2 separate regions of the Mus musculus genome follow, and region 2 is linked to region 1. Evidence: chromatin loops called from intact Hi-C (ENCODE). Cell type or tissue: left cerebral cortex. All regions are shown on one strand. Links, peaks and the distances in the headings refer to the core of each region. The heading gives the core; the rest is flanking DNA. Region 1 holds the start of Gm32824 (a long non-coding RNA gene). Region 2 overlaps Gm10804 (predicted gene 10804).

What was found. A loop is a pair of places that touch in the nucleus more often than their neighbours do. Peaks named below come from ENCODE experiments on the same cell type or tissue, not always from the same donor. Only the 100,000 strongest peaks of a DNase experiment are listed, where the experiment ranks them.
Region 2: it touches region 1 in a loop (6-fold over the local background); 28 of 42 quality-filtered maps call a loop at or near these places.

The regions. Positions count from the first base shown.
Region 1 is chr2:93,209,417-93,224,455 of GRCm38, forward strand. Tspan18 (tetraspanin 18) reads right to left here. Exons shown (of 10, transcript NM_183180.2): 4 at 13,296-13,368; 5 at 10,603-10,797; 6 at 2,402-2,476; 7 at 1,408-1,506; 8 at 378-560. The coding sequence starts at 13,358. Gm32824 (a long non-coding RNA gene) reads left to right here and starts at 9,794. Exons shown (of 4, transcript XR_001783414.2): 1 at 9,794-9,860. In left cerebral cortex, for the core only: CTCF peaks have their summits at 4,444 (motif pointing right), 7,777 (motif pointing right) and 11,239; a DNase peak (open chromatin) is centred at 7,774.
Region 2 is chr2:93,462,726-93,477,764 of GRCm38, forward strand. Gm10804 (predicted gene 10804) reads left to right here. Exons shown (of 5, transcript NR_040532.1): 3 at 2,586-2,730; 4 at 4,487-4,637; 5 at 5,391-7,149. It also overlaps a transcript of Cd82 not described here. Among named protein-coding and RNA genes, the nearest start is that of Cd82, 7.7 kb to the left of the region's middle. In left cerebral cortex, for the core only: CTCF peaks have their summits at 6,626 and 8,699 (motif pointing left); DNase peaks (open chromatin) are centred at 6,626, 7,595, 8,703 and 11,522; H3K4me3 peaks cover 555 bases.

The sequences.
Region 1 (15,039 bases), core at 3,677-11,676:
TCTACAGAGTGAGTTCCAGGACAGTCAAGGCTACACAGAGAAACCCTGTCTTGACCCCCCCCCAAAAAGAAGTGTTCTTACTTGGCCAGAGTAAGCTTCCTCATAAATAGAGTATATGCCTAAGGAGTGCCTCCCCCATCTTATTTGGAAAACTCAGCCTGGAACCACAGACCAAATTCTCACCCCAGCCTGAATCCAACTCATTTCCTCTGTCAGTGTGATCTTCTCACTTCTTTGGTTCTTAGAGGCCAAGGTAGCCTGTGCCACAGCCAGAATTGTTTACAAAGCTCCAGCCCACCTTCAGACCCTCTGGGCAGACATTGCTTCCCCCAGCTTTGCCCATATTTGAGAAGTGTCTCCCCGCCTGGGGAACCCACCTGCTTGTTTATGAACGGATTCCGTCCCAGCTGGCACTCCTCCCTGCTCAGCACCACTCCATCTCGAGTCTGGGGTTCCCTCCGACAGCAAGCCTTGGGCACCTCCTCAGTGTCCAGCGTCAGCAGCCGAAACACGGAGGCCAGCTTGAAGTCTTCAGGTCCGTTGACCCCACAGCAGCCAAACTAGGAGAGAGCCGAATGTGGGAGCTAGTGAGGGACTGGAGGGGACATCAGCCTCTGCCAGGGCCAAGATCCCTCTGCCCTGCATATGACTGCGGTAATGACCTGTGTTCCTGAGCTTCTGGGTCTTCTCTGTAAGAGGGACATGGCCGTATGTTCCTTACCTCACCAGCACTTGGTAAGCAGTGCACATATAGATGCTATGATTTTATATTGTGCTGTGCTATTTATTATCTTTACTCCGGCCTGTGTATAACTGTTCATATGCAGATGTGTGTGTGTGTTGTGGGATCATGTGAACATATGAGTGGAAGCCAGAAGTCAATGTCAGGTGTCATTCCTTAGGTGCTGTCCATCTTATTTTTCAGACAGAAGCTCTCACTGGGACCTGGGGTTTGTAGATTAGGCTAGGCTAGCTGGCCAGTGAGTCCCAGGGATGTGCCTGTCTCCACTTCTCCAGTGTTGGGCTTATAAGCATCCATCATCGTACCTGATATTTTACATGGGTGCTGGGGACCAAACTCAGTTCCTCCTACTCACACAGCAATCACTTTAACGACTCACCCACCCCCTCAGCCTCTGTACTGAGTATCGCTAACATCACTCACAATGGTACTGCGTGAGGACCTAAGTCAGGGGCAGTGGACTGTGATCCACTAGCCTTGACAGCTCGGAGTGCTGTGCAAATGACGATGCAGAGGTCAAGAGTAGGATCAGTGATTCTTGATGGATTGTTGATGCCTGGTCCAGGCAAGGGACTAGGAGGGCTCTAGAGGACAGGCTTTTTCATGTCACATTATGGCTCTGAGTGTTCACGGCATCCCACGATAATATGGGGAGGGGCACTCACTGTGATCATGACTGAATTCCAGGTGGCAGAGAAAACATCCGTATCGTTATCGCCTTGGTAGTGCTTGGTAAGCTCCTTGGTGAAGAACTCTCGGGTGAGCTGAGGACAAAGTAGAGGGTCCTGAGTCCTCCCAGCCTGTCTTTCCCAAGGTGATACTAAGCTGTTCATTTTGGGCAGGCACCCTGTTCCCAAGGCTTGGAACTTTGGTGTGTCTCATCATAGGCTGAGAGAAGCGTGTCTGTATTTACGGGCTCATCTAACTCCAGGATGGGACACACTGGGAACCCTGCTCAGCCTTGCAGCTCTCCACAGAGGATGAGTGTGTGGGTGTTTGGGAGCTGGAGGACATGATTGCCTGTCATTCTGTTCTTCAGAATCAACAGTCATGGGGCCCAACCTACAGGAAGCCACAGTGTGGGTAAAGAGGGATCCCTTCAATCACCCATATCTACCCGCTATGTTCTCAAAGCCACTGTTCTCAACAGCTTCCTCAGGCTGGCTCCTTGTCCCAGGCTGGCCCATGTCTTATCCTTCCATCCCTCCTGAAGCCCATCTGTCTGTGGTACGAGGCCTTGTCCTCTAGGCTCAGGGGAAGGAGCTGGCTGAAGCCTGTGGTGTAGGCTAAGCAGGGAGAGGCTGGTAGCCTAGCAAGGCACACAGCATGCCCAGACTGGGTATATCCTCTCCAACCCCATGACTATGTGACACCCATCATCAGGCCGTCACTGGGGTTGGATAGAGATTCTAAAACCAAGCTGGAGCCTGTACCAGGTGCTCCAGGAGTGGGGACCCTTAGGCACCCCTGGTCGGGGCCTTCTGGAATTACCCCTATAGGAGACCCCACTTCTCTGGACCCCAATGCATTCCTGAGGTGCAGGTTATGTTTAGACCCAAGGCCCTGGATGAGACAGCTAGTTCTAAGGGTATCTTTGAGGAGGCAGGGGTCACTCGGTGCCCCTCAGTGCAGCAGGATGGGAAGCTGAGTGGTACATACGTGTTCTCTGAAGATGAAGGCCAGGATGGCTGCTGAGAGCTCTACCAGGAAGATGATCAGGATAAACAGGAAGAACTGCAGAGAGAGGGCAGCTGTGAGGCCCACGCGGGGCGCCATCTTACCACACATCCTTACGTGAGAGATAGGATGTTTTCATCTTGTTAGACAGACCTTCACTCCCATTAAATCACCGCTTTCATAACAAACACGCTGATGATCTACCCTTGGAGCCGCAGAGTAGTGACAGAAACTGTGAGCAGTGGAGACAGATAAATCTGTCTTCTGAGCACATGGTGGCTGAGAGAGGCCACCCTGTGCCGTGTACAACCTGAGCAGCCCTGCCTGGTGGCCCTGGGAGGGGGCTCCCTTTGGGGACATTTCCCTTGGTGAATTCCCAAATTTTTGGGGATCTGAGGCTGGGTTTCCTACCCTGGCAACCCCAAGGCCACTTTTCCCTGCCCTAGTCTCTCTGGTTGATGTGGAAATAGGAAGCCATGCTGTCTTGAGTGGAAGAAGGGAGGAGTGCTATCTTCAGCTGAAACAGAGGCCCAAGATGGGCAGAAAGGTAGTGAGATTCAGGGAGGGGCGTTTGATGTCTCACACAGAGCCCTGTCTGCTTCACTCAGTAAATTCCTGTGTTTCACAGATTAACCTGGGTGCTCTGGTGTGGGGCCCTCCCATGCTGGATGGTTCCCTGTGCCCAAATTAAGCTCCAGCCTCACCCCTGAGAGGCCTTCTTGACTTCTTCCAGCAGAGGGGGCCCTGTCTACATCATAGCATCAAACAGAGGCACCCAGCTGCTGCAGGCTACCTTCCCCCAGCACCTGAGAGGTCTCACAAAAGACTAGATCATCACCATGACCCTGTCGCATGCTGTGTGTCTCAGGCTCTGGTCCTCACCAGCACTGTTTTGGAGCTGGCTCAAAAAGACAGGAAGAAGCAGTTTGGCCCATCTTCCTCAGTACCCTTGCAAACTCCATTCTCACCCCAAATGGAGCCACCAACAGAGGTGATTCAACCAGGAGCACACACAGAGGCTGGTTCCTATGTCCCATCCTGGCCACTTGGACAAGCTGTAGAACCTTCCTCTTTCTAAGGACTTGGCCACTCAGTCATGACCTCCTGGGTGCCCTGGGCCATGGTGGATGCTTTTGAGAGCTCTGTGTTGAGCAGCCACTGAGAGAGTATCCTTTTTCAGTGCCCCGCCCCGCTGAGAGATCTGGCATTTCCATTTGGCTGGTCATCAGCCCTACTCAGCATGGCCATACAGGGCCTCTCCCTGCTCTGTGGCCTCCCTGACTGTTGGCAGGTCCTCAGGTGACCCTACAGTGACACCTACATTGCCAGCTGTGGCCAAGATCACAAATTATGGGTAACACATGCACAGCCACTTTCCACTCTGTGTGACTTTGCATGAGAGCCACCTTGCTGATCTCTTGGAAGGCCACTGAGGACCAATGGAAGCCTGAGCGCCATCTAGGAGAACAGGGACTGGCATGCCACCAGCTCAGGGTTACAGGCCACTCATGGTGGTCTGGTTTCTGCAGCTTGAGGGAGGGGCAAGTACCATGGGCAGCAACCCTCTGTCTTACTACTAAGAGGAGATGGTGGTACTGCAGTCTGGGGGTGACTGACTGCACCTGGTGGTACTGCAGTCTGGGGGTGACTGACTGCACCTGGTGGTACTGCAGTTTGGGGGTGACTGACTGCAGGAGCTGCCAGTTCTTAAGAGTTATGAACTGCTAGCAGAGTTGTGATTGGCCAGGACTGAGTATTTTTGTTTCCTATGTATCAAGTGAGGTCAGGAGCCAAGCTAAGCAAGACGCACATTGTCCCAGTGGATTGTGACCATAGAATGATAGCTTGGAAGATCTGGTCATCTTCATTTTACACATGAAGAGTCTTAGGTTCAGAGAGGTTAAACAGCCAGCCTCAGGACACACAGCCCAAAACATCAAAGCTCAGCTCTTTTGCTTTTTAATATATATATATTTTAAATTTATGTTCTTTTTTAATTGTATGAGTATTCTGTCTGCATGTACACCTGCATGTATACCAGAAGAGGGCATCAGACCCCTTTATAGATGTCTATAAGCCACCATATGAGTTCTGAGAATTGAACTCAGGATCTCTGGAAGAGCAGCCAGTGCTATTAACCACTGAGCCATCTCAACACCCCCTTTCCCCCAAAGCTCAGCTCTTACTGACATCTGATTGTCTTTTCCTTGTGCTTCATCCCAAAGCTTCTATTGAGTGTCTGCTCTGGGGTCCTCTGGGAATGGGCAAATGAACACATACAAGGCAGCCACAGGCCCATCCTGCAGTGGACTGCACAGAGCTGATGCCTAGAGAGATGCCAAGAAGGCAGATCCAGCTTGGGAGAGGGGAAGAGAAGCCAGTCCAGAGGCAGGGAGCCTGGGGGCTCCTACCTGCTGAATCTCTGCCCAGCCCAGGGTGTGAGCTTCAAGAGGAAAGAGCAGGTTGCAGTACTCACAACAGAGACAATGCTACACCCTGCCCCCACTCCTTCAGCCCAGTGACTTCCTCCAGTTCCTGCAGCTTCCTGCTTAGGGACTTTCCCCAGGGGCCATAGGCTGCCCTCCCAGGGAATTCCCATCCTCTGACTGCTGTTAAACTGTGAGGTTAGCAGAGCCTTGGTGTCCTTACTCATGGGGAGGGGCCTGAATCTCCTTTTTGGTAAGCAGTCCTCAATTTCAACAAAGTACTGCTCATGTATTCGCTTCCCCTCCCCCTCCTTCCCTCTCCATTCCCCTCCCCGTCACTCCATCCCACCCCACTGCCCTTGTTAAAATTAGATTCTTCAGGTAAGTTGGCCACAGGGGTGTTTGTGACATTCAGAGGAGACACACAGGAAATGGCTGGTGTGGGGGACACTGACCTACACATGCGCTCTTGTCATTAGCTAAGCTAGTCATTAGATGGCTGGTCACAGGGCCAATTGTCCTCAGACTTGGGCTTCTCAGTCCCAGAAGCAAGCAGGGGTTGCTCTGTACCTGGGCCTTATTGTGGCTGACCTTGGGGCCAGGGTCCCAGGATGAGTAGAGCTACAATGTTTGCCCTTTCTAGACAGCCTGGCTAAGGAGGAAGTCAAAAGCCTCCAGGAAGCCCCTAGATGCTACTAGGGTCTGACTCAGTGGCCATCTTCTACAGGAGCAACCACACAACCAGCTTTAGGCTGGAAAAAAGAACTGGTTTTAGGTTCCGGACCTTTTAGAAAACCTTCCAGAAGGACTCGGGATGTAGCTTAGTCAGCAGAGTGCTTGCCTAGAATAGGAGAGTTTCTGGGCTAGATTACAGAACTGCAGAAACTGGACATGGGGCACATCTGTAATCCCAGCTCTTGGGGAGGTATTGGGGTACCAGAAGTCCAAGACTATTATCCTCGCTCCCACAGAAGCCTGGGCTAGTGTGAGAGCCTGTCTTAGAAAAGCTTCTCAAAGCTTCTATGCCCCTCAACTCCACCCCACTACACACATGCCACCTGTACATGTGTGTGCACACAACCTACATACTACTATGTAATTCACCAAAATCCACAGCAGAGGTACACATACCATATACACAGGGCAGACATACATGCACACGTAATAAACTATATAAAACTACAGAGGGTGCCACATACCACACACGTACACACAATATACTTGTGTATATACTCACATATATGTTCACATACTTAGAACACGTATACATGCCTCCATCCCTAGTGCATCTCTCTTGCATATGATTTTGGCCTGTCCAGATCTATTCTGGGTTGGGGCCTGGTTTTGATGGCAGCAGTCTGAGGCATAGCATTGCACCCTGCCTCTGACCCACACTGACTTTAGCCTCGTGTGAACTGGGATTGGGATAGGGGTGAGCGGGGAGCACAGAGAGGTGAGGTGATAGCAGGAAGAGAAGCTGAGAAATGGAAGAAGGTAAAGAGGAGAGGAGGGGGAGATGTAGAGATGAGCAGGCCCAAGTGGAGACGGAAGGTCGGAGAGGACCCGGCTGGTGGTCAGCTCGAGGACTAATTCAGCCTGTCCGCAGCTCTCAACCTTCTTAAACTTCATGCAAAACAAACGCCCCATTTTTCTCTCCCGCTGGCAGGGTTCAGGGCACACTTAGCCGAGGCTGGCAAAGCAGCCAAGCACAGCCTGCTCTCAGCCAAGAGCACAGGCTGCCTTCCGGGCTTGGCTGCAGAGATGGGCCCATTAACAGTGATGCATCCCTTGTGGGGAGGTGAGGAGGGGAAGAGGCACGACCTGCCTGCCTTCTGGATCCCTTTCTCTCTCTGTGTCTCTCTCCCTCTCTCTCCCACTCACTCTCTCTCACCCTCTCTGTCTCTGCCTCTCTCTGTCTCTCTGTCTCTCTCTCCCCCTCTGTCTCTCTCTCTCTCCCCCCTCTCTTTCTGTCTGCCTCTGTCTCTTTGTCTCTCTCTCTCTCCCTCTCTCTGTCTGTCTGTCTCTGTCTTTCTGCCTGTCTCTGTCTGTCTGTCTGTCTGTCTCTGTTTCTCTCTCTCTCTCTCTCTCTCTCTCTCTCTCTCTCTCACTGTCTGTCTTTCTCTGCCTGTCTCTGTCTCTCTTTCTCTGAGACAGATTTTAACTCTGTAGCCCAGGGTGGCCTTGGTCTCACAGTAGTCCTTCATTAGCCCCCTTAATTCAGTGCTGGGGTTACAGGTGCACACCACCATGCAGGGCCCACAAACGCTTTCCATGCACACATGCATATGTTCACTTAGCACACAAAGCATCACGTTACCTTAGGTCACTTTTGTAACCCCTTAGTTTTGGTTCATCCTCTCATATACCCCCTTGACGGCCCAGCTCGTCACGCTTTTCCTTCCTAGCCCCACCCCTTCTACATCATACACATTCTGCTATCTTCCCATTCCCTCCCTCTTTTTGCCTCTCTAGGGCCCCTTGCTAGTTCTCTGGCCTCTACCCAGAACTTACTCCCACAGAAATACACATAAATAAAAATTAGAAGCTCGGATCTGCCTGAGAGAGAACAGGAGCTCTTTGTCTTCCTGAGCCTGAGTTACCTCACTTAATGCAATATTTTCCAGTTCCACTCATGTTGCCTGCAAACTTAATAAATTTCATTTTTCTTTATGGCTTGATAAAATTCCATTGTGTATATGTGTCACATTCTCATTACCCATCCATCTCCTGACTATCGTGAACAGAGCAACAGTGGACACGGATGAGCGAGCGTCTCTGTAGGAGGATGCAGAGCCCTTTGGGTACACGCCTAGGAACAGCACAGTTGGGTCATCACACACTGAGACCAGATCTTTCTTAAAGCCTCTGGGTCCCCAGCCAGAGCTGCTACAGGCAGGAGCTGACTGACAGGGAAGGGGACAGTCCACCAGGGGGCACCAGCAGGCTTCTTTGTCTCTCCCAGTAAAGTTGGCCATGTTATACTGTGAGAAATAAAGGGAGCTACAGCTCCCCTGCCGCTCGTGTCACAGGCCATTGCGCTTCCTCTCTGGGAGGTGGAGCACACAGCTATGATAGGAATGAGCCACATGGGGATGTCTTAATCTGGGAGAAGCCCCAGGCCAGATGTCTTTCTCTAGCATGCCTGGTACCACTGACTGTAGGAAAGACAGTTTCACTGCTTGTAAGGCAGTGCCTTTGATCTCTGAACTCATGGCTGTATCCACCGCCAGGGAATCCCTCTGGGGTCTGAACCCAGTGGCCTGCCCTCCAGGAGTGAGGCACTGGCCAGCGTTTCCTGCCCCCAGCTCCTGGGCCTGCTGTTTTCTCTGGGCCTTCACCCATAGTTTGTGAAGTAGCTCCCCTACAAGGAAGTCCTTCAGTCCACCAGCCCAGGTGACCCTGAATTGCATGCCACCTACACAAAGGGCACATTTGCAAGTTGAGTAAGCATGCACCTCTAAGCAGGAACCCTGCAGCAGGTCCAGGCTCAACATTCTCACCCACAGATACTCCTGGGTGAGAAACCCACCTACCAAGATGGGGACAGCGAGCCTCCCTCACTACAGCCCAGGGGAATCCAGAGAAAGACTGTCTGTTGCTGTTTGATCTGCTTAGCTTCAGCCTCCAACGGAACTAGTCAGTCCCTTGCCGGTCAGAGATGCCATGGCCAAGAGGTTAAGAACCCAGAGGGGAAGCACAGAGCAAGGCGCACGCTCACAGCCAGGGTTGCATCCTTTGTGGTTATGTCACCTCTCACAGCTTGGGCATGAGGGAGGGGACAGTCACTCCAGGGCCCTGACACATCTCTAGCATGGAAGGAACTGCAAGGGTTAACCCCAAAGCAGGAGGAGAAGGTTGTGATGGCTAACACGGACTGGAACTGTCACCTTGAGAGGGTCTAGAATCACCTGTGGCCATGGCTGTGAGGGATTTCTAGGCTGGGTTCACTGAGAAGGCAAGAGGTGCCCTGTGTGCACACATCACCATCCCACCGACTGAAGAAGAGAGTGAGCGGTACATTAGCACGCCTCTCTCTCTGCTTCCTGACACTGTGACCGGCTGCCTCAAGCTCCTGCACCCATGCCTTTCCCTCCAAGACACAGTGTACCTCCACTATGAGCCAGATGAAACCTTTCCTTCCCTAAGTTGCCCGTGTCTGGCATTTTTCATAGCCCTGAGAAAAGTGACAAATGCAAGGGATTAAGAAGTGGCTTCTTTGGAAAGCGATCCATCGTCTCTACTCTGGAAATGGAGAGCTGTGGGGTGAGTGGTCTGGCCAGCAGCCAGCTTGGCTTCATTACTCCCAGTTTAAGATCAGGGCTCTTGAAGGAAGGAGAGTATCATAGCCAATGCCAATGTCTTCAGTAGACCCTGAGAAGCCAGGCTGTTTAAACTCGGAGACCAAGGCCTCCCAAGAATTGTGGGCAGAGGCTCCATGAAAAACAGGCTCAGGAGCTGGGGTAGCAAAGCCTGAGAGCTGCCTTGTTCCCAGAGGGTGACACACTCAGCTCAGACGCCACGGACACTCCCTGAGCGTGAACACAGCCAAGTGTGCAGTGGCCAAGGGCATTGGCTTGACTTTCTGAGGTGGGGAGGCAGGGGAACCAGGGGAACTCCAAGAGATATGGTGGGACACCCCAAGCCAGCACAGAGTCACTCTAAGTATTGGGGGAGGCAAGGAGTTAGACCTGGGGGTGGGGGGGAGATAGTCTTAAGAGGCAGCTAAGAGTCTTCCAACACTAATGTTCCACCAAGCAGCCTCAAACTGCTTGTCACTGCTGAGCCATGAATGAACCAGAATAGCTTGGGCCTCTCAACTGGCCACAAAGCCAAAATGCAAACTGGTGTCAGTAAATAGTTACTAACTTTGTCCTGGTGACACAGTAGCATAGTTACTGACTGACTCTCCTTCCGGGTGACACAGTTACTGACTCCTTCCTGGTGATAGTAAAGACAGTCACTGACTCTTTCCTGGTGACAGAGTCACCGACTCCGTCCTGGCCCCAAGCTAAAAGGTAAGCCTATGAGTGCGTGGTTAGCTATCACCTATCTTTAAACAGCCACCTTGAGTTTAGGGCTACTCAGAGCAGACCCAAAGTTAAACCAAGGCTAATAGAATGTGGTTAGTTATTTTTTCCATGATTTGTCTACAGAAGTGGAGAGCAGTTTTCTTATCAAAAAGCTCAAGTGTCATCCTGGGCAGACTCAGTTTTCACACCCACCTCAGAAGCCTCAGTGGACCAAGTTTCTCTCTCTCTCACTCATGTTCATCTTGACCCCCCCAAAGTATATCTTCCTATTTCTGCCAAATTCCAAGCTTTCTCAAACTTTCTTTTGGTGTCTGATTCATGTTACTCTGGAACAGTATCCTTGACCTTAGGCCTCCTCACCCAGGATGGGATAACTGTCTGGTTCTTGAGTAACAGATGGCCTGACAGTTCAGTGTTCCAATAATAGGTGGCCTCTGCGCCAACCTCCTGCAGGGCTGTGGGCAAGTAGATGGACACCACAGGGCTTCCAGACCACTGACCACAGTAAGCGCATCCTGCGCCTGGCATATAGATACTTGACCACTGAACTACATCCCCAGATCCCAGGACCCAGTGGCCTTTATGCTGACAACCACCCTGGTGGGAAGAACATTTTGGTTTCTGAATCCAGGTTGGGCTTGGTAGTCAACAGCCCTCTATCCACCCCCCCCTACCCCCCAGACCAGCCACACACAGGTAGAGTCAGGGTGGGGGATGGGTCACTCACAAATAGCAGCAGACACCTGTTCTCTCGGACAGCCCCGCAGCAGCCCAGGAAGCCCAGAAGAAACAGCAGACCACCCATGGCCAGTACGATGTAGGCACCGGTGGTCAGCAGGGGGTTGGTAGCCACGATTTCTCGGAAGCCGGTGGGGTCCACCAGGACCCAGATGCCAACACCTAGCAGGCAAGCGCCTCCCAGCTGTCCGTTGGCAGGCATGAAGAAAAGAGGACAGACAGACAGTGAAGTCAGGTGCTCCTTCTACACCGCCCCCCCCCCCAAGTGAAGCCTGAGCCAGCAGAGTTGGGCAGGATCTCATCATGCTAAACCCAGATCTCCAAGGCCCACTGGCCGCTTTGAGCCTCTGTGGAGCTCCTTGGCCTTCAGTGTAGCTCGCACCCCCCTCTATCTGATGTCTAACCCATTTGCCACATCAAGCCGTCCATGAAACACTGTGCCCCTCAGGGCTTACTCGTGACTTTCATATGTTCCTTAAATGTCACAGACCCAAGCTTGTGAGGCTTCCACACTGTGGCCCAGGGGAGGCCAATGACTCTCAAGTTCATGGCAGAGTCAAGGCTGCAGCCTAGGTCTGTCTGACACTGAACTGCTCCATGGACAAGCTCTGAAGGTGAGGCTGAGCTCCCAGTGGCCACGCTAGGGGGCAGGGTTGGCCCAATGAGCACCCATTCTTAAATGTGTGCCCCAAAGCCTCTCACTGATGTCTTTGTGTGGCCCATCTCTCTTTGTGCCTTGCTTATCGTGGGACAGAAACTACTTAGGCTGGAGCAGGAGGCCATGTCTGCTGTTTATTAGCAGTGTGACTTTAAGCGGCTGACTCTTTCTGAGCCTTTGCACCATCGTGTTTAATCAGCCGCTCAAATTCCCGCCTCACACAGCAGCCCCTGCAGAGCAGTGATGGCAGATTTCAGTGGGCAAGACTTCCCAGTTCTCCTGGGTGGGATGGATTGGAAGTGGGTCTGCTGTGTGCAGAACTGTTTTGACATTGAATCTGGGACTAACAGGGCTTGATGTTCCTGGTGGCTCAGGTGAGGCTGGGGAGGGGGATGCTCTGACGGCTCTAACTGCTTCAGGGGGGGTCTGTGAGCTGTGGGTAGAGGTGGAAAGCTGGGTGAGAGCCATTAGTTGGTAGGTGTGTCGGGCATGGTGAGTAGAGAGACTGGATAATTGAGCAGGCCAGAGGAGAGGATGGCACTGATGGTCGTCTGCTACATCCTAACTTCTGATCAATTTCCCTATTAATTTTCCAATAAGGTCTGCTCCCCTCATCACTGTGGGCGGCTTCGGGGTTCCATAGTCATCTGTCGAGGGCTGACAAGGAAAGTCCAGGCATCGCCAGCATGGGCTGGGGTCCCCAGCTAGGAGAAAGCCACTTTCCCATCTGTAGGCTGCTTAGCCCCAAGGTCCAGGAAGTGGGTCCCAGGGAGACACAAAAAGGTATGAAAATGGACAGGCAGAAATGCAGACAGCCTGCTGCTGCCAACAAAGGGACTCTTCTTCCAGGACTGTCCTGAGTGAGTCAGCAGTGGTGCCTGAGGTGGAGGGCCTGGGTTGCTCAGGGAAGCCCATGGGGTCCAAGAAGTTGGAGAAGGGGCTTGGCTACTGAAAGGAGTTGGGGGCCTGAGTAGGGCCTTGAGAGCCTGTTAGCAGGGGGCAGGCTGCCTGATACCAGAGCCTCTCTGTTCCTTCACACCCAGCCCAGAGTTTGGAGGGAGATGGGAGAACCATACTGGCCACATTCGTGTCACCTTGTTCACTGATCTTGCTAAGTTTTCAAAAGGCCCGCTTTGGTAAGTCATGAAGACAGGACAGTGTTCAGGTTCAGAGTGGTGGAGTGTGCTTCCAGGCTGCAGAGCTGGGATGCCAAGACAGCCTCCTCCGAGACGCTTCCAATTACAAGGCTGGTCTGCACTGCTCCGAGGTCACTGCTTGATTGAGGGTGGGGGTGGGGGTGGGCAGGTGCACATGCACGTGTGTGCATATGTATGCACATTCATGTGTGTGACTGTGCACGTGTGTGCACATGTGTGCATATTCATGTGTGTGACTGTGCACGTGTGTGCACACGTGTGCACATTCATGTGTGTGAGTGTGCACGTGTGTGTGCACATGTGTGCACATTCATGTGTGACTGTGCACGTGTGTGCACATATGTTCATATTCATTTGTGTGACTGTGCACGTGTGTGCACATGTGTGCATATTCATGTGTGTGACTGTGCACGTGTGTGCGTGTGGAGGCCAGAAGTCAATCCCACGTGTTGTTCCCCAGGAGCCACACACACTGTTTTTTGAGACAGTGTTGGGTTAGGCAAAGCCTCAGGGGTGTCCCTCAGAGCTGGAGTAATGAACAAGTGCCACCACACCTGGCTTTTTATGTAGGTTCTGGGTACTGAACTTGGGTTGTAAATGAACCATCTTCCTAGTCTGTCTAGCATATCCTTTGCCAGAGGCTGTCCCATCTCAGGGTCTGGCTGAAATGTCTACTGTGATGGGAATGGGGGTGGGGACTCAGGAGTTGGGCAGTCAGTGCCAGGTCTTCCAGGAGACCTACTGGTCAGGCACTTCTGCCTGTGGATATTCAGCCTTCTGTGGCTATTTCAGGGAGAAGGCTAGCCTTGTCATCAGCAGAGGCTAGAGACCCAGGGGAGGGGCTGGAGAGAGGCAGGAGGCACTTACAAAAACGAAGAAATTGAAAACAAACATCAGATACTTCATGCAGCTCAGACAGTCGCCCTCCATGGTTCTTCACCTAGAAAACACAAGGCCATTCAATCCTTCTGGAGACACTCAGGTGGAGCCCAGCCCCAGCCCCCAGGAGACCTAGTAACCATCCTCTTTTAAGATCTGCAACTGGGTGAGACCAGATGGAGCTTTAAGCTGGGGCCCTAACTCTCATCCTCTAGTTCCCTGGCTCTGATCTGTCACCCTCCTCTGAGGTGCATGCCACACACCACACAGACACATTACACACTTCATATACCACACACACACACACACACACACACACACACACACACACCTAGAAAGAGACAGTCTCTGGAATGTCAGGCCCTCTGTGATACTCACTCCACCAAGCCCACAGGACGTGAGGAACAGCTATAATGAAGGCTGCGAGGACAGACCAGTCCTACCACCCTCAGGATCTCCGTGGACTTTGTTTTAGGGTCTAGACCCCAAATTCCTTGGAAATGCTAGGCTCTCTGGGGACTTGCAGAGATGAGGATTAAAAAGCCTAACCCTTGGAGGGTCCGTCCCTCCATATTTGGCTAGAGGCTCCATCCTGCGATGCTTGCTGAACACCAGGGACCTCACTGCAGCAACTCAGGTTTGTAGAAGGATGGGGATTTCCACTGGGAAGCATAGCTGTAGTCAGTTGTTCTCTGATCGGATTCCCTAAGGCCAGCCAAACCCTAATTATCTTCAGTATCTCCCACACCCCGACACAGTCCAGAACTCAGCCCTCTATCTCCAGCTGGCTTAGGGGCCAGTGTTTTGAACTGGGAGAAGAAAAGTCCCCCGAGGAGGAGACCCTGTTTTTCAGATTGCTGCAGAGTTCTCTGGTCTGCATGACTGCAGAACAAACCCCATGAGAATGATGGATGTTTGACAAAGACAGGATTACATAGATAAAGTCCTTTAGTCTTGGCCCGGAAGGATGGGAGCAAGGCCAGCGTCCAGGGCCAATGTGATCTGGTGTGAAGCCAGGCCTCTCACTGTGGGTGTGGGGCAGGGGAAGGGCAGTGGCGAGCAGGCTGGAAGTTGCTTCCACATGGCCCTTCTACAAGACAACCCAGGGATACGGGAGTGACAGTGTTGTCCAGGGCTTGGATATTTATCCCAGAGATCCCTCACCCAAGCCCAGGAGGGTCCTATGCTTATAGATGCATGCCATCCAAATTACTGCTTTAGGTAGAATAAAACCTTGAGGCTTTGAGGGGTGCTTCTGTCAAACACAACTAACAATTCTAAGCTTAGAATTGGCCTGGGATACTTCACGTCACTAGCACATCTTATGGAAGTCGTCATTCGTTTTGAAGAGTTGAGAAGTACTAATGTGGCCAGTGACCATGCCATGTAGGCAGCCAGTGATGGGTCCTACCTGGGGCAGCACAGCATTGTGTAGGCACCACCCACTATAGAGGTTGTGTGGCTACTCAGAAGCACCAAGCCATGACCAGTGTCACCGAGACACTTTCAGTGTCCGGGACAGACCAACACAGTGGCACCAGTTAACACAACTTCATGAATGAATGAATGAATGAATGAATGAATGAATGCATGCATGCATGGTGGGAAAGAGACAAAAAGGCAAGAGTAAGCAACCCAGAAACGGGGACCCGTACTCAAGAAAGAAACAGGTGGGGACAGATGATAGAGAGTGAGCAAGGGGGACCGCAAGGAAAGACACATAGATTGGACA
Region 2 (15,039 bases), core at 3,970-11,969, 250 kb after region 1:
TGGGCCTCCAGGGGATAAGGCCGACCTGGGACCCCAAGTCTGCCGCTCCAGTCTCTTCCAGCCTTGCGGAGTCTCACCCCCTATGGTCTCCCCCATCCTTCCCACTTCCCAACTATGCCGCTGGCGGTCCTCTGAAGCCCTCCTGTTCACCCCTTTGAGTCCATCACTTTCCCCAGGGGCTCACCCTTAGGCCTCCAACTGGGAGGCAACTCCCCGGCTCCGCCCTTCCCGGGGGATTCTCTGCTCCGCCCCGAGCCTGTTCCCCTTAGCAACCTGGCTCAGGGCTATAAGCCTGGGGCCCCGACGCTGGCATTCTAGGACGGGCGTATCCTGGTGCAACCCGGGAATGGCGTGGGAGCGTTCGCGTTCCAAGACCAGGTCTCCGTGTGGAGGCGGCTGGAGCCAAGCACTTTCTGAAAATACTAACAGCTACCAGTGGTTGAACTTTTGCTCAAAGACAGGATGAAAGCCAACAGCTGTTAAAACTCTGCTCTTCAGTCCCTACCACTCCTGGGCTACTTTATTTGTACCCATTTTATTATTTGCACCCATTTTACAGATGCACAGCCCAAGCTTTAGAGAGGGGAAGTCGTGGGCTAGAGTCTAACAGCAGAGTCGTTCGTGAACCATTCCAACGTCTCGAATCATACTTAATACTTGTCCTAGCTTTTCTGGATTTTGGTCCTTGAAGAAGTGGCCCAGGCCAGCCAGCTGTGGTACAGCAGGCTGGTGAAGGGGTGGCAGGAGAGGGCAGAGGGCCTGAGACCTCCATGGCTGGCTTCTTCTTTGAGAAAGTGGTCTGCCAAAGATCTCCAGATGTCTGACACATCACAATGCACTACAGACCATGGATCTGCCTCAGGCAGGTTACCAGGTTAACAAGCAGGGCCATTAACCTGTGAACTGCTGAAGTTCTTTAGCAACACATCTCACTGGCATAGCAGTACAAGCCTCTGAGGGGAGGGTGTGGATGTGCTTGCTTTACCAGTGGGGCGCTGGATGCAAGGCTGCCCAGTGGTTCTCAAAGCTGTTCTCACCCTAGAAGCCCCATCGCTGCCTGGGAACTTGTTAGGTTCATGTTTGGGGTTTGAGGCACCCAGAAACAACTCGGTGGGAAACTGCGGTGGTTTGCTTTCACAAGGGTCCCAGGTAATTCCGAGTCAGCTTTGTGGTTGAGAGCCACTGTTGGGCATAGGGTAGGCTGAGACTCACTCACAGGGCCTAGGTAGACCTAGCATCTGTGTTACCCAGGGCAAAGTAAGTGCCTTTAAGAAGGGACCCACAAAACCAAAGCCAAAGCAAACAAAACCCTAACCTAATAAAAACACATTATTGGTTTATGAGAGACAGACAGACAGACAGACAGCATGGCATGATGGATCAGGAGTTTGAGGCCAACCTTGGCTAAACAAGTTTGAAGCCAACTTGGGCTGCATGAAAAGGGAACAAACAAACAAAAGGATTAATAACAAAAATATTGTGACAGTGGCCATTGGAAATAACTTTTTATTTACTTTTGGTCTCATGTAGCCCAGGTTGTCCTCTATTTCCTGCTGCTGCTCCTCCAACTTTCTGAGTGTGGAGATGAGAAGAAATTGTATTTACCAAGAGCTCAGTCTAGTGAGGGACTAAGTCTGGGATGATGCTAAAAAAACGGAAGTCCCTGCACTTGGGAGGTAAAGGTGAGAAAGAAGATTGGGGATTCATGGTCATCCTTGAAAACGGGTTTTCTACCAGTGCGATGTAGGCCAGATTAGACCAGGTTAGACCAGATTAAAATAGATAAAGGCTACTCCTAGGCAGGTTCACCCTATCCCAAGGAAGTGGACCAGGGAAGTCACGAAGCAAGGCTCACACAAGGGGCTTTATAGGCCTTAGGTGAGGGATGACGATGCGATGCGTCAGCTAGGAGCTGGGATCATGCCCATATATGGTCAAAAGCTGAGCCCCTGGGTGGGGCACTCTTGGGTGGGTTGCCCGAAATGTAGAGCTGAGGGGTGATGAATTACGCCAGAATTTTCTCCGATCAGGTGGGGTTAAGGAAAGAGAGCAGATGGGCCAGGGTGAGCAAGGGTTCCAACCACACATTTAGCGATAGGTCCCGGGTAATGAATTAATCAAACAATTTATAAACTAAGCTTAGGAAACAGGCTAGAGAGATGGCTCATGGGACAGGAGTACTTGTTGTTCTTCCAGAGGCCCGGAGTTTGTTCCCAGGACCTAAGTTGGGAGGCTCAGGACAGCTTGCAATTCCAGCTAAGTTTAGGGTACATAAACTGCCCTTCTCAGATGCTTGTCATTTATTCCATAAGATGCCAAGATCTAACCTTGTTCCCTGACACTATGGATGCTCGAGACCCAGAGCCATAGTGAGAAAATAGGGTGCTGTGGTGTCCTGGCCTGGGTGCTAGATCTTGACCTTGTCTAACTTTTGCCAAGTGGCCATAAAATACCTTCCTCCCCACCCTTCTCTGAGACCTCCTTGACCCCCAAGCTAGGATGTTTGCGATGGTGACTCACAGATGGCTCTTTGTGTGACAAGACTTGTCCTGAAGGGATTCTACATACACATCAATTCTCCCCAGGTAGGGAATCCACAACAGACCAAAGCATGGATACGCCCCAAGTCCAACGTGGTGAACCGATGAATCTCCAAAGCACAACCTAGACACAGGTGACATCTCTGGGAACCTGAGCACAAGACACAGCTTCAGCGAGCTCAGCAGGTTGGTGAGTGTCCAAGTGATTTAGCTGGTCTAAATCCCTTCCAGGTATCTCAGCCTGTTTCTTGGTCTGAGTCTTCTTCTCCTTTGTAGTTAACTTGTCTGAAACTCTTTGCAGCTTTATTGCTTACTCTGAGAGGAAGGGGCTTAGTGAATCTGGTCAGTTTCAGGGACTTCCTGAAGCTATTTTGAGTTGTTTGCCTTCCTGTTTAACTTGATTCCCTGAAAGATGGGTTGTTTCAACCTGAGAGGAAAATGGTACACAATAGGCCAAAGACCTGGGTCCCATCAGCCCCTCCCTAGCCCAGATAGTTCCTCCACTACCAATTTGCCCCTCCTATTTAAATCCTGTTGGCAACCCTTTCTTGTTAAGGCCACTCTAGACTGGAGATGGGGGCAGTCTAGAGTGTCCTGTGGGAAATAGGGAAGTAGGTGTGCAGCTTCTGGAATTCCTGCCACACAAGAGGCACTGTCTGCTGCACTCCTGCTGAGGTTTTCTCCAAAGGCGCTGACATCCTGGGGTTCTGGTCCTAGTGTGCAGGCCTCGTTTAGCACAAGAAACCCAAGCTTAGAATACAGTTTCGATAAGCATCCTTTTATGCTGAGCAGGTCACAGACCAGACAACAAAAGGTTCATCCTCCTGCCTGACCATCATCCATCCATCAGCAAGACCATGCTCCAGTTTGGACTTCCTGGATTCTGCAGCTTCATGCAGGAGTTAGAGCATGTGAGGAGATCAGCTCGGGTCCATAGCTGGGCCCACCCACCTGCTTCTCTTCCTGTCCTCAGTGTCACAACAATACAGGATTCAGTCGTGAGGATACCCCAGCCCATCTGCTCATTGCTCCACACAGCTACTGCCTCCAGAAGTTGAACACCTGTGACAGAGCCAATTATCTAGGGATAGAGGAGCCAAGAGGCTTGGGTTGCCCTTGAGGCTGTATTTGGGCCAGCTGAACAGAGACTCCCCGTGTTTCTACACAGAGGCATGGTCAAGATGATCCTGTAGACATAGTTACCACTCTTATCTGAGTCGGTGTCCTTGTCCCTTAGAACTTGTGCACAGTATCTGGGACTGTAAGGGCGGGGCCTGGGTAGATATAGACCCAGCCACTCATTAGCTAAAATGGATGGATGTCCCAGTAATGTTGACTCCCTTTCTTCCAGCCTTACCTGGGGGCATTTTGCCAGGAAGAGAAACAGCCTTCTAGTGAGAGACTCCCATCTGGTGTGAAATCCTTAGGCCATTCCAGAGGCAAAGCCAAGGAGGCCTAGAGAGCTTAGCAGAAGATCTCAAATGGCCAATTGGAGGGTGTGGGGTGGTGACTAAACTTTTAAAGAAGTATGGCCTTAGAAGAGTTTCCAGGCCTTAGAAGAGTCCACTGTCCCCAAGATGGTCTGAAGTCACGGACAAGAGTGTGGGTATCAGGTTCTCATCTGTGCCTGGATTCATTAAAGACCCCCAAACTTCTGCACAGCTCAAATACAAGAGGAAGAGATTATTTTTCTCTCACTGTTATTATATTCACCCATTTTGTATTACTATAACACAATACCTGAGGCCAGGAGACTTATAACAAACTCTGTTTCGAAACCACATCCGGTGATGTTGATTTTTGACAGGGTTTCCACCAGCACAGGACAGCACAGTGCAGGGCAGGAAATGCACAGTGTGTTGTCTTGGTCAGTGTTCTACTGCTGTGAAGAGACACCACAGCCATGGCAGCTCTTAGGAAAGCATTTACTTGGAACTTGCTTTCAGTTTCAGAAGTTTAGTCCATTATCAAAATGGCACTGAGTATGAAGACACACAGGCAGACAGGATGCTGGAGAAGGAGCTGAGAGTTCTGTATCTGGATCCGTGGACAGCAGGAGAGACACTGGGACTGGCTTGGATTTTTGAAACATCAAAGGTCAGTCACTCCAGGGAGACACACTTTCCCCAACAAAGCCATACCTCCTAATCCCTCTTAAATGGAGCCACCCCTGTTGACTGAGCATTTAAATCTATGAGCCTATGGGGGCCATGCTCATTCAAACCACAGCAGTACACTTCCCTGTAGTCACAGAACTCAGGAGGTGGAAGAGAGAGTTTGAGGTCAGGGTCAGCGTCAAGAAAGGTGGGAAGGGGAAGAGAGGAAAGAAGGAAGGGAGAGAGGAAGGAGAGGGAGAGGAAGGGATGGGACAGTCACAGTGCCGAGCACAGGCCTCCCTTCCTGTCCCTGAGGCCTCCAGGCAGTTTGGCTTTCTCATAGCAAGCCTTCTGGTTTCCGAACACTTGGAGGGTGATGTTAAAGCTGCGATGTCTTGATCCAGCCTTGGAAGTCAGGTTGTGTCTTCCTTCTCATTCCATAGTGGAGATCAGGCAGGAACACTGTGCTCAAAGGAGAAAATGGTGGCGCCTCCTCTGAGAAGGCCGAGTTCTAGGGTAGCTGCCTTGAGAAACTGCTGCAGGCTTCCTGGGGGTCCTCAGAGACATGGGGTGGAATTCCCTTTGACGAGAACTGGGAATCTAAATGAAATTGTTTTAGAGCAAGAACAAACAGTCTTTTAGAATTTTCTAGACAGAGGAAACCCTTCCTGCCCCTTGGCCAGCCCTGTTTCCTCGGCATTGTGAACGTGAACAGATTTTTTTTTTCAATCGCCCTAATAATGCTCATTCTTAGGATGCCTGCTTCCCACGTGTGGGGACAGAGGTGCAGAAAAGCATTTCCCTGATATCAAGATGACAACATGACCAACTCTGTAGCACCTCACAGATGATTTCTACCAGCCTTAGCTACGGAAACCGCACCCCAAGAAGAGCTTTGAATTAGCCATATCCAGAGACCTGATTCTGCGCACCCAGCACAGAACAAACACCCTTCCCCCAGAGGTCCACTCTAGATGAGAGAGCTTCCCCAGGGGTTGCTAGCCGCACCTAACTGTCATAAAGGATGCTGGCCCCAGAGCTCAGAGCACACCTCCATTGCACCTCGGTGCCTGCCCCATGTCTGAGCCCATGAGTTCTCATCAGTATCGCCTCCAGTCTTTTGGGCCTGCTTGGGACCTTTACTTTCTTGGGCTGTGGAACCATAATGTACTGACCTCGAAACCAGTCCTGGCTGGGTTACAGCCAGGACAACAAACTTGTTTCCACTGGAGAGCCTGGGTGCATTCTAGTAGCAGTGATTTAACCAAAGACCACCCAGACCTGATTTTACTCACTGCCCCTTGCTACGTCTGAAGGTCTGGGGAAAGCACCCACCTTGGCCTGAGGTGTGTGGCTATTAGCCTTTCCAGGAAAGTGACGGTGGCAACCGTGGTTATAAACGTGACCAGTTAACAGAACCTAGCAGCCCTGCCTTCTGTCTGTGCCAGGGTGGAAGCCAGTGGCCCGAGCCGACCAGAAGATCGCCTGAGCCGAGCAGATGAGCCAGAGCCAATCAGAGGAGCACCTGACTCCCAGCTTTATATTACCATTTTTTCCTTTTAATTTCTTCTTCTCACATATATTACATCCTGACCACAGTTTCCCCTTCGTCCCCTCCCCCTAGTCTCTTCTCCTTTCACCTTTGCTCAGAAAAGAGCACACCACTCCAGAGCATCAACCAGACATGCACAACAAGCTACAGTAAGTAAGACAGGCACATATTCTCACATCGAGGCTGGGCAAGGCCACCCAGTAGGAGGAAATGAGCCCCAAAGGCAGGCAGAAGAGCCAGAGAGAGCCCCTGTTCCCACTCTTAGGACAAGACCTAGCTCAGACCCCTGCAGGTTCCCTGATCTCTTTGAGCCCCGTGAGTCCTGGTCAGTTGATTCTGTGGGCCCTTTTGTGTGATGTCCTTGATCCCTGCGGCTACTCCAGCCCTTCTTCCCCCTCTTCTGCAGGACCCCCGAGCTCCGCCTAGCGTTTGGCTGTGGGACAGTGCACCTGTTCCCATCAGTTGCTTCATGAAGTCTCCCTGGTCTCTCTGGGGACGATGATGCCAGATTTAATAACGGGATGCTACACTCTACATTTCATGAAGCATATTCATTATTTGGTGATCTCTGCACCTGGGTCACTAGTCCATCAATGTCTTCATTCACAGTTTCCTGTCAAAACTGCTTTTTTTTTTCCTTCGCAGGCATCAGCTGGACCCCAAGGTGGGGTCTAGGCACTCCAAACCTTCATGAACCTACACCTTAGTAGCTGTGAGTTTATTTATTCTTTTTGTTTGCTTATTTGTTTGTCTTGAAACCGGCTCTCTCTATTGTGTCTCTCCGGCTGTCCTGGAACTCACTATGTTAAGCAGACTGGCCTCACAGAAATCCACCTACGTCTAGCTTCTAAATGTTATTCTATTTCTTTTAAAACGTATTTATCCATTTATTTATTTTGAGACAGACCTCACTACATGGACAGAGTGCTGGGATTAAAGATGCGTGTCACCATGCCTGAACAAGATCTGTTTCTATGATTCTTATTTAATGTATGCGCGTGTGTATGAATACCGTTGAGTGTGTGGGCTCCCAAGGAAGCCAGAAGAGGGTGTCTGATCCCTTCAACTTCAGTTTTAGACTGTTGTGAGCTGTTAGCGTGGGTGGGTGCTGGGAATTGAACCGGGGTCTTCTGCGTGAGCAGTACAAGGTTTGAACCCAGTAGAGCACGCTGGAAGCCACTACCCACGGCCCTCACGTTCCCTGTGAGGGCTGCTGGGGTAGCAAAGCTGACACAGAGGAGCCCCGTGCTGTGTGGCTTTTTGTGGGCACATGTGAGCAAACATCTGTTCACCTCAGCGCAGGCACACACAATACCAAACCAAAGAAACAGATCCAGCCAGGAGTTACTCCAGAGAGCACGAGTGACTCTCAGGCAGCTGTAGCAGCAACAGAAGCCCTTCCCAGAAGGGGCGGAGTCTCAGGAAGGCTGCCTCCTGGAGCTCCTAACACACAGGCAACTCTACTGGAGTCTCTTCTTCCTGGCAAAGATACTTTATAACTGCAGGGAGGAAGGGGTCTTGGGAATCCTGCACCCCGCGGAGCATCAGGAGCCTAGATCGCCTCCCTAGCAGTCTGAATCTTCCCAGCCTCCTTCCTCCCCGCGGGAGGGGAAGTTTCGGTTCAGAGGAAGCAGCTGCACGAAGCTCCCTTAAACAATTTCACGTCCACTCCCCGTCCACCCAGAGGTGGATGAGAAGGTGTAGGAGAGGGAGAAGCAGGAAAGACAGCCCCTGCTCCCCCCAAACACCTGAGCTGGGGGTGGGGTACGCACAGCAGGAGAGCTTTCCCCAAGCCAAACCCAGGGTCAAACAAAATACCCTCAGCCTCCAGCTGGTACTCGCTAATCCCCATGCTCCAGAGAAGGCAGGCCAGCCTGGTCTACATCTGTGGTGTCGGTAGCCCCAAAGCCTATGGTGGGGCCACATAGACGTTTCCTCCCTGAGACTTGAGTTGGGAAAGTTTTGAGTCTGTTGCCAGCATTTAAAAACTGGGAGATTTCACATTAATATTCAACTGTTATGTTTTCTGCGGTGGGAAAAAAGAAAAAGGAAAAGAAAGAAAAAAGGACTCTCTTGATGTGAGCTGGGACTGGGTAACAGCTGCAACCTCTTGGTAGACCCAGGCTGCTGCTGGACAGACAGCCCTGGGCCACAGCCAGACAGAGGGGGCTGCAGTTGGCCCACTCCAGTTGCAACATCCAGGGTCCAGATGGCCATAGCTTCTGAGCCTCTGACACTCACTTCACCCATGTCTCTCCTTTCTGTCACCTGCAGGGTTCCTATGGGACATGAGTTCCTAGAGGAATCCATAGATACTGGTTACCCTTCATACTGTGTCATGCAGTGTTCTGGTGTGGGATGGCTCTCACCCAGGCTGCTTTCTTACCATGTTACCTCTGCACTGGCCCCTCTGTGCTGGTTTCCTCCCCAGTGCTGGTTTCCTCACCCCTGAGCTCTTGCCAGTTACAGGAAATATGAGGGAAACAGCTCCTTGCTCTAAAACGAGGTCATCTACCTCCCCCTAGTGTCCACAGTTGTCAGTGCAGCGAATCTTCTGGCCTGTATCTCTATCATCAGGTGTGTGTGTGTGTGTGTGTGTGTGTGTCTTTTGTGAGAGACAGACAGGGAGACATACAGGGATAAAGACAGAGTTTGTGTTTCTGTGTGTGTTGTCACCTCCTTCAACTAGTTAAGGTCTCATGTTAACTCCCTATGGCTGGGAACCAGAAGAAAGAATTTGGACCCCACCTAAGGCTCCAACTGCAGACATTCTCCCTGTCTCAGACCTTGGTCACACAGGTCAGTGCTGGTCTGTGCACAGCACAGTGCCCTGTGCCTGAGGGTGATCATGGCAAGAAAAATGCAGTTAAAGAACAATTGCAGACACATTTGAGTCATTGAGGGGAGGAGCGGACCTGGGTGGGAGAGGTAGGTTCAAGCCTGGGGTCCAGGAGGGAATCCTCAACCACAAGACAACAGTGCAGAGCAGATGTGACAGGTGTCACTGTGCCCATCCTCTGTCAGGAGCCCCGGGAGGGAAGCGTAAACTGTGGCATGACCACTGCCTGGCACAGCCAGCAGGGCCTAGGAAGCCCCCCGAAGACCCAGTTTCTTCCTGGCATTCCCTTCTAGATCCCAGCCTGGGCAGTGGGTCTGTGGGGCGGGGGAAGCCTGCACTACTGCATCCACACAGCTCTCTAGAGAGCCTAGAACTTGTTAGTCTCCTGCCTCAGTCATCCACGTGCTAAGATGACAGAGTTAAGTCTCCATGGCTAGTTAGATCTGTATTTAAGGACTGTCCTTGCTCTGCAGAGGAGAAAACAGAAGGGGAAAGAAGTTCAAGTCTCTGACGGTGTTCAAGTCCAGTCATCTTGACTCCAGGAGCTGTCAGCCATGTCTGGTCAACCAGTCAGTACCCTCAGTGGCTGGTGTCTGACAACTTCTGGGTCCCCAGAGAGAAGTGTGCAGGACTAAACAGCAAGCCATGAAATCCCAAAACTGTTGAATAAATAGATATTCGTCTCTTTAGGGAGAAATTCATCTCAGGTGTTTTGTCGGAGAGACAGGAAGCAGACTAACACAGCAGGCCTGACTCCAGCCCTCAGAAAGCCTGAACCGAAACCTCTGTCGTGCACACCATGTGCAATGGTCTATTTCTGTTCAAGGAGCCTCTTCTTTGAGCTCCAGACTTCTTGTAAAGCAGTGTCATATGTGGGGCTTTACTGCTGTGAACAGACACCACGACCAAGGCTGCTCTTATAAGGACAACATCTAATTGGGGCTGGCTTACAGGTTCAGAGGTTCAGTCCATTATCATCAAGGCAGGAGCATGGCAGCATCCAGGCAGGCATAGTGCAGGAGGAACTGAGAGTTCTACATCTTCCAAAGGCAGCTAAGAGAAAACTGGCTTCTGGGCAGCTAGGATGAGGGTCTTAAAGCCCACACCCACAGTGAGACACCCACTCCAACAAGGCCACACCTACTCCAACATGGCCACACCCACTCCAATAAGGCCACACCCACTCCAACAAGGCCACACCTCCTAGTAGTGACTCTTCCTGGGCCAAGCTTATACAAACCACCACAAGCAGGAAGAACAAACTCAACACTATGGTGTTATAGACAGATGAGTGAGGTGTGGCCAGGCTTCAGGCTTTGTAAGGTGGGTGTGGTTCAAAAGAAGAGACAGTGAGGACCATGGGGGCGGGGGCGGCAGCTGGCGATGGTGGTGACAGAGATGTTGCTGATGGTGATGCTGGTAATGGTGGTGCACAGTACACAGTGGTGGTGGTGGTGACTGCTGTGTTCACGGTGATATGGCAATGGGTAATGAATGGTGGTGTGTCTGTGAGAGACTAGGGGCCACCATGTGATGATGGTATTGATGCATAGTGTCAGCTGGTGATGGCGTTGATGGAAATGATGAGGATGGAGGTGATAGATGGAGATGATGCTGATGAGGATGTCAATGGCACATCGGTATGGCAGTGGTAGAGGTGATGATTGTGGTGATGGGGATGATGAGGAAGATGGTGGTGATGGATGATGCTGGCAAGGGTGGTGATGGAGGTGATAATGATCATGGCGGTGAGGGCAATATGTCAGCGGAGGAGATGACAGTGGTGACAGAGATGATGGTGATGGTGGTGGGGAAGGTGATGATGACTGAGAGGATTAGGATGGTGGAGATGCTGGTGGTGATGGAGATGATGGTGATATGGGTGATGGTAGTGATGGAGTGATGGTGATGGTGGTGTGGAAGATCACGGTGATAGGTGGTAGTGGTGGATGTGGTGGTCATGGTGGGGAATAAGATGACTAGGATGGTATGATGGTGGGGATGGTGGTGATTAAGGTGATAGAGATGACTGAGGTCATAGCAATGATGGTGGCTAGGATTCAGTTGCTGGGTGGGACCGGACATTCAGAAGATGGAGGTATGGTGGGTTATTTTGTTTTTGTTTTGGGGTTTTGGTTTTGTTGTTTGTTTATTTGTTTGGTAGCATTGATTTGAGCTCTTCCATTGCTTTTCCAGATCCTTATTTCTTTTGTTTTTCTAGATGACGCTTTATTACTTCCTTCCAGCTGTTCTTGGGTAGGTATGTCCAGACATGTCTCTGTTTACTCACCGCCTGTTTCCCTCATGGGCGCCCTTGCCAGCAAGTCCCTCTTTCTGTTCTCATTTTAGTCAGCCACAGCACCTGCCATGCTGGCCAGGCACCCACCCTCTGGCCCATCATCCCCATCTGCGCTGGAGCTCAGCAGCCATGCGAGAGAACTGACCAAACTCACGGAGCAGGCACTTGGCTCAGTCGGGACCAGTCGCTGCTGTGAATCACCCTCTCGTGGGTAGTGGGTACTCACTCCCAAGGACCAACAGCAAGGGTGTGGGGAATGTTGGCACTTCTAATTGGCGTATGTTGTCTGCTTAAAATATGCTTTTGTCGTAACATTTTCAGACAAGAAGTACCACCACTGTCCTCATCGTGGTGACGAAGTCCCCGGCACTGGCATCTTGAGGAAGACTTCACTTTGGCTCACAGTTTGAGGGCACAGCATGGAGGCGCAGGTGTCAGGCGCTCTCTCGGGGTTGTTGTGTACCCTATACCTGGGGAACCTGTCTGTGGGATTGGTGCCATCCACGGCCAGAGAGGGGCTTCCTTCCTCAGTTAAGCCGTTCTGGAAGCACTCTCATAGTCCTGTCCAGATTACGTTTCTCATCAAGCCGATGAAGAAACGCAAGCGGCAGGTGCTTATGACGTTCTTGGGTCATTTGCCGCCCTCGTCCCTCCTCTCACAGGTTCCTTTTGTCTTTCAAGATAGCCTCCTGTGTTTTGTGGATTTTGTTTGTTTGTTTGTTGTTGTTTTAATTAAGGTGGGATTTCATTATGGAGCCCTGGCTGTCCTGGAACTGGCTGTATAGACCCGGCGGGCCACAAACTCACAGAGATCAGCCTGCCTCTGCCTCTCGAGTGCTGGGATTAAAGGTGTGCACCCCCACGCTCAGCCTGTTTTCAAAGCTTTATTTCACATATGAGAGAAAATCAGTGGTGCTTGCTTTTCTGAATCTGAAATTTGCACAGCGTGATGATCTCTTCAAGGCCAAATATAAACTCCACTGTGTCTCTGAACCAATTCTCTTCAGCCCTTAAGCCTTTGCACTTCATAGTCTATTTATCCCGAAGGGACTGAGGTTAAGGGAGAGGGAGGGAGGAACGGAGGGCGGGCCTAGCATCTTTCCGGCAGCCCACAAAACCATGTTATGCTCATATGCCACCACGAGGTGGCGCCCAAGCCCTTATAAAACACACGCGATCCAGGCTGCAGAGACCGTGCTGGGATTATTGCCAGCTCTGCACCAGAACTTTGCGATAGAGCTGCGGAGGGCTCCACACAGGGGCAGCCAGTCACACAGGGGCTTTTCTGATACCAGCACAGTCCATTCAGGTATCTGAGCCTCAGTTGAGTCTCCATCACTCTGGGACAGGAAGTAGGTGAGCTGCCTGGCTTTAGGCCTGAGAGTCCATGGAGTTTGGTTCAGCTTCTCAGTTCCTAGTCTGTTTTGAGTTGACACCAATTGCTAGGAAAGCCCGGGGCCTTGACAGAGATCCCTGCTTCACAGATTCTGTCTCTCTTGGAGGAAAGGAAAGGAGATGGGAAACTCTTCAAACTTGCATCTAGAAAGTAGAGACCAGGACTGTTGGGCATTCAAGGCAGTGCCAATTCTTAGAGAAGATGCCCTCGGGATATCTCCCCCTCCTTCCTAACCCTCCCACCTCTCTCTCTCAGCCCACCCTCACCTCCAGCTACCCCTAGCCTTGCACCTTGAACTTCTCTAATCCTGCTTCCATCTCTCAAGTGATTAGAGTCTCCCAGGTTTCTGTGGTGCTGGGGATGGAGCCAGGACTTACTGTGTGCATGGCAGGCAAGCACTCTGCTGGTGGAACCCCACCCCAGCACCAAGTCCGGCTTCTCAAGAGGCACCCAGAGCTACAGGGATAAAGGGTATGGGCCCCTGAACCTCTCTCACCTCTGTTCCTGAGCCTTCTTAGCTGTACAACCCAGGAAAGCACCCACACCCCACCCCACCCCCACCCCCAGCTCTATGACACTGCTACAACCTAGGTAAGTCCCCTCAATGTGGAATGGGAAAAGGTCATCTGCAGGATGACCTATAGCCATATCCTCTACTGCCTCCCCCATTGTACATAGGAGCTGGAAATGGAAGTAGATAACGCGAAGTCTGTCCTGGGTGGGGGACAAAGACCCCTGTCTCAGTGAAGCCCTCCTGGATGTGGTCCATAGCCTGTCCAACAGCTGCTGAGCTGGGCTGCTGCTCTGGGTCCTGACCAAATGCAAGTCTTGTTGACCCCAAATCTCTACTGTCCTTATATACCCCAGCCTCCCCTTACACACACACACACACACACACACACACACACACACACACTCCCATCCCTCTGACCTTGGAAGGGATTCCAAGAGGATTCTGTAAGCTTTGTCCATCCCCATCACAGATGGGCAATATGGGTGACAGGAGCCAATGGGCTGGTCCCAGATCCTTAGGCTGTCCGCCCATCTATAGTCAACCTCCACCCAACTCAGAGCCACTCCCTAGTCTCCTGAGAGTGGACCAGATGTCTGTGAAGGGACACTAGCCTGAACCCCAAAGTCACCACTCTCAAACTGTCCTCCCACTGGTAATTAACTCTGGGCCAGGCCTCCGTAGCTCCCAGGACACGCAAGCTGGGACCTCGCCCAATGTCCGGATTCCAGAAGAGAAGTGAAGCCAAGCCCCTGAGGTCATCGCCGCCTGTGCTGGTCAGCACTGCTCCCACACACTCTTCCTAGGTCCTCATCCCTTGGAGAAGGAGCTGGAAGCCTCAGAAGGTCTACATCTGCTGCTGTCAGCTTTCAGCAGTATGGCCTAGAGAAAGCGGCTTCCTCTTTGACCTTCAGACCCCTTTCCCCTGAGACCCCTGACTCTTTATCGAGATAGCATGCATGAGTGCCCAGTGCCTTATGTGTCATCGATAGATTCTGTTGTTCTTTCAAGCGTCCCCAAAGGAAGAAACAGACACTTCTTTTTCTGGAACCCCAGGCTCCTCTATCTGATATCGACTCCCGGGTCTGGCTCCTCTGCTATTCTCGGTGTGATACCATAGTCCCCACCTCTATCTGCCCCGCCCTCCTCAGCCATCCTTCCAGCTCCAGGAGGTGAGTGGTCTTCAGCCAGGATCACTCCTGTGTGCTGCAGTGTCCAGATCAGGGCTGGGCACGGGTGACCTCCACCTCCCGTGCTGGCTCTGGTTGTGCCTTGCTCTTTCTCTGCTGTGTTTCCCTGGCTTAGATTCCTTTTCCTGTTGAGAGGCAATAAGACCTTGTGATAACTGAGAGCCCAATCTATACACTCAGGGTGTCAGCTTTTTAAAGTCTATCCACCAACCCTATAAGGTTGTATGTGGATGGGGACATTGGGGCATGAGGAAACTTAAGTAGGTTTAAGGTCATGCTACTAGCCGGTGGTGAAACCAAAGCAGATATTGGGTGTGGTGGTAGACACCTGTAAGGCACACTTGAGAAACTGAGTCAGGTTTGAGGCCAGTCTGCTCTACACAGCCAGATCCTGACTAACACACGGACAGATACGCACATGGTAAAATCTAAAAGTCCAAAGATAACGAAAGTTCCAGGGATCCATCTTAATAGATCAGTCCTCACTTCCTGGTGGTCAGTGCTACCAGGCTGACCAGGGACCGTCACTCATGTAGGCTGTCGGAACCCAGCACTGAGCCAAGGCTGCCTGGAGCTAGGACAGCTGCTGGGGTTCTGCCACCTGGCGGTCACATTG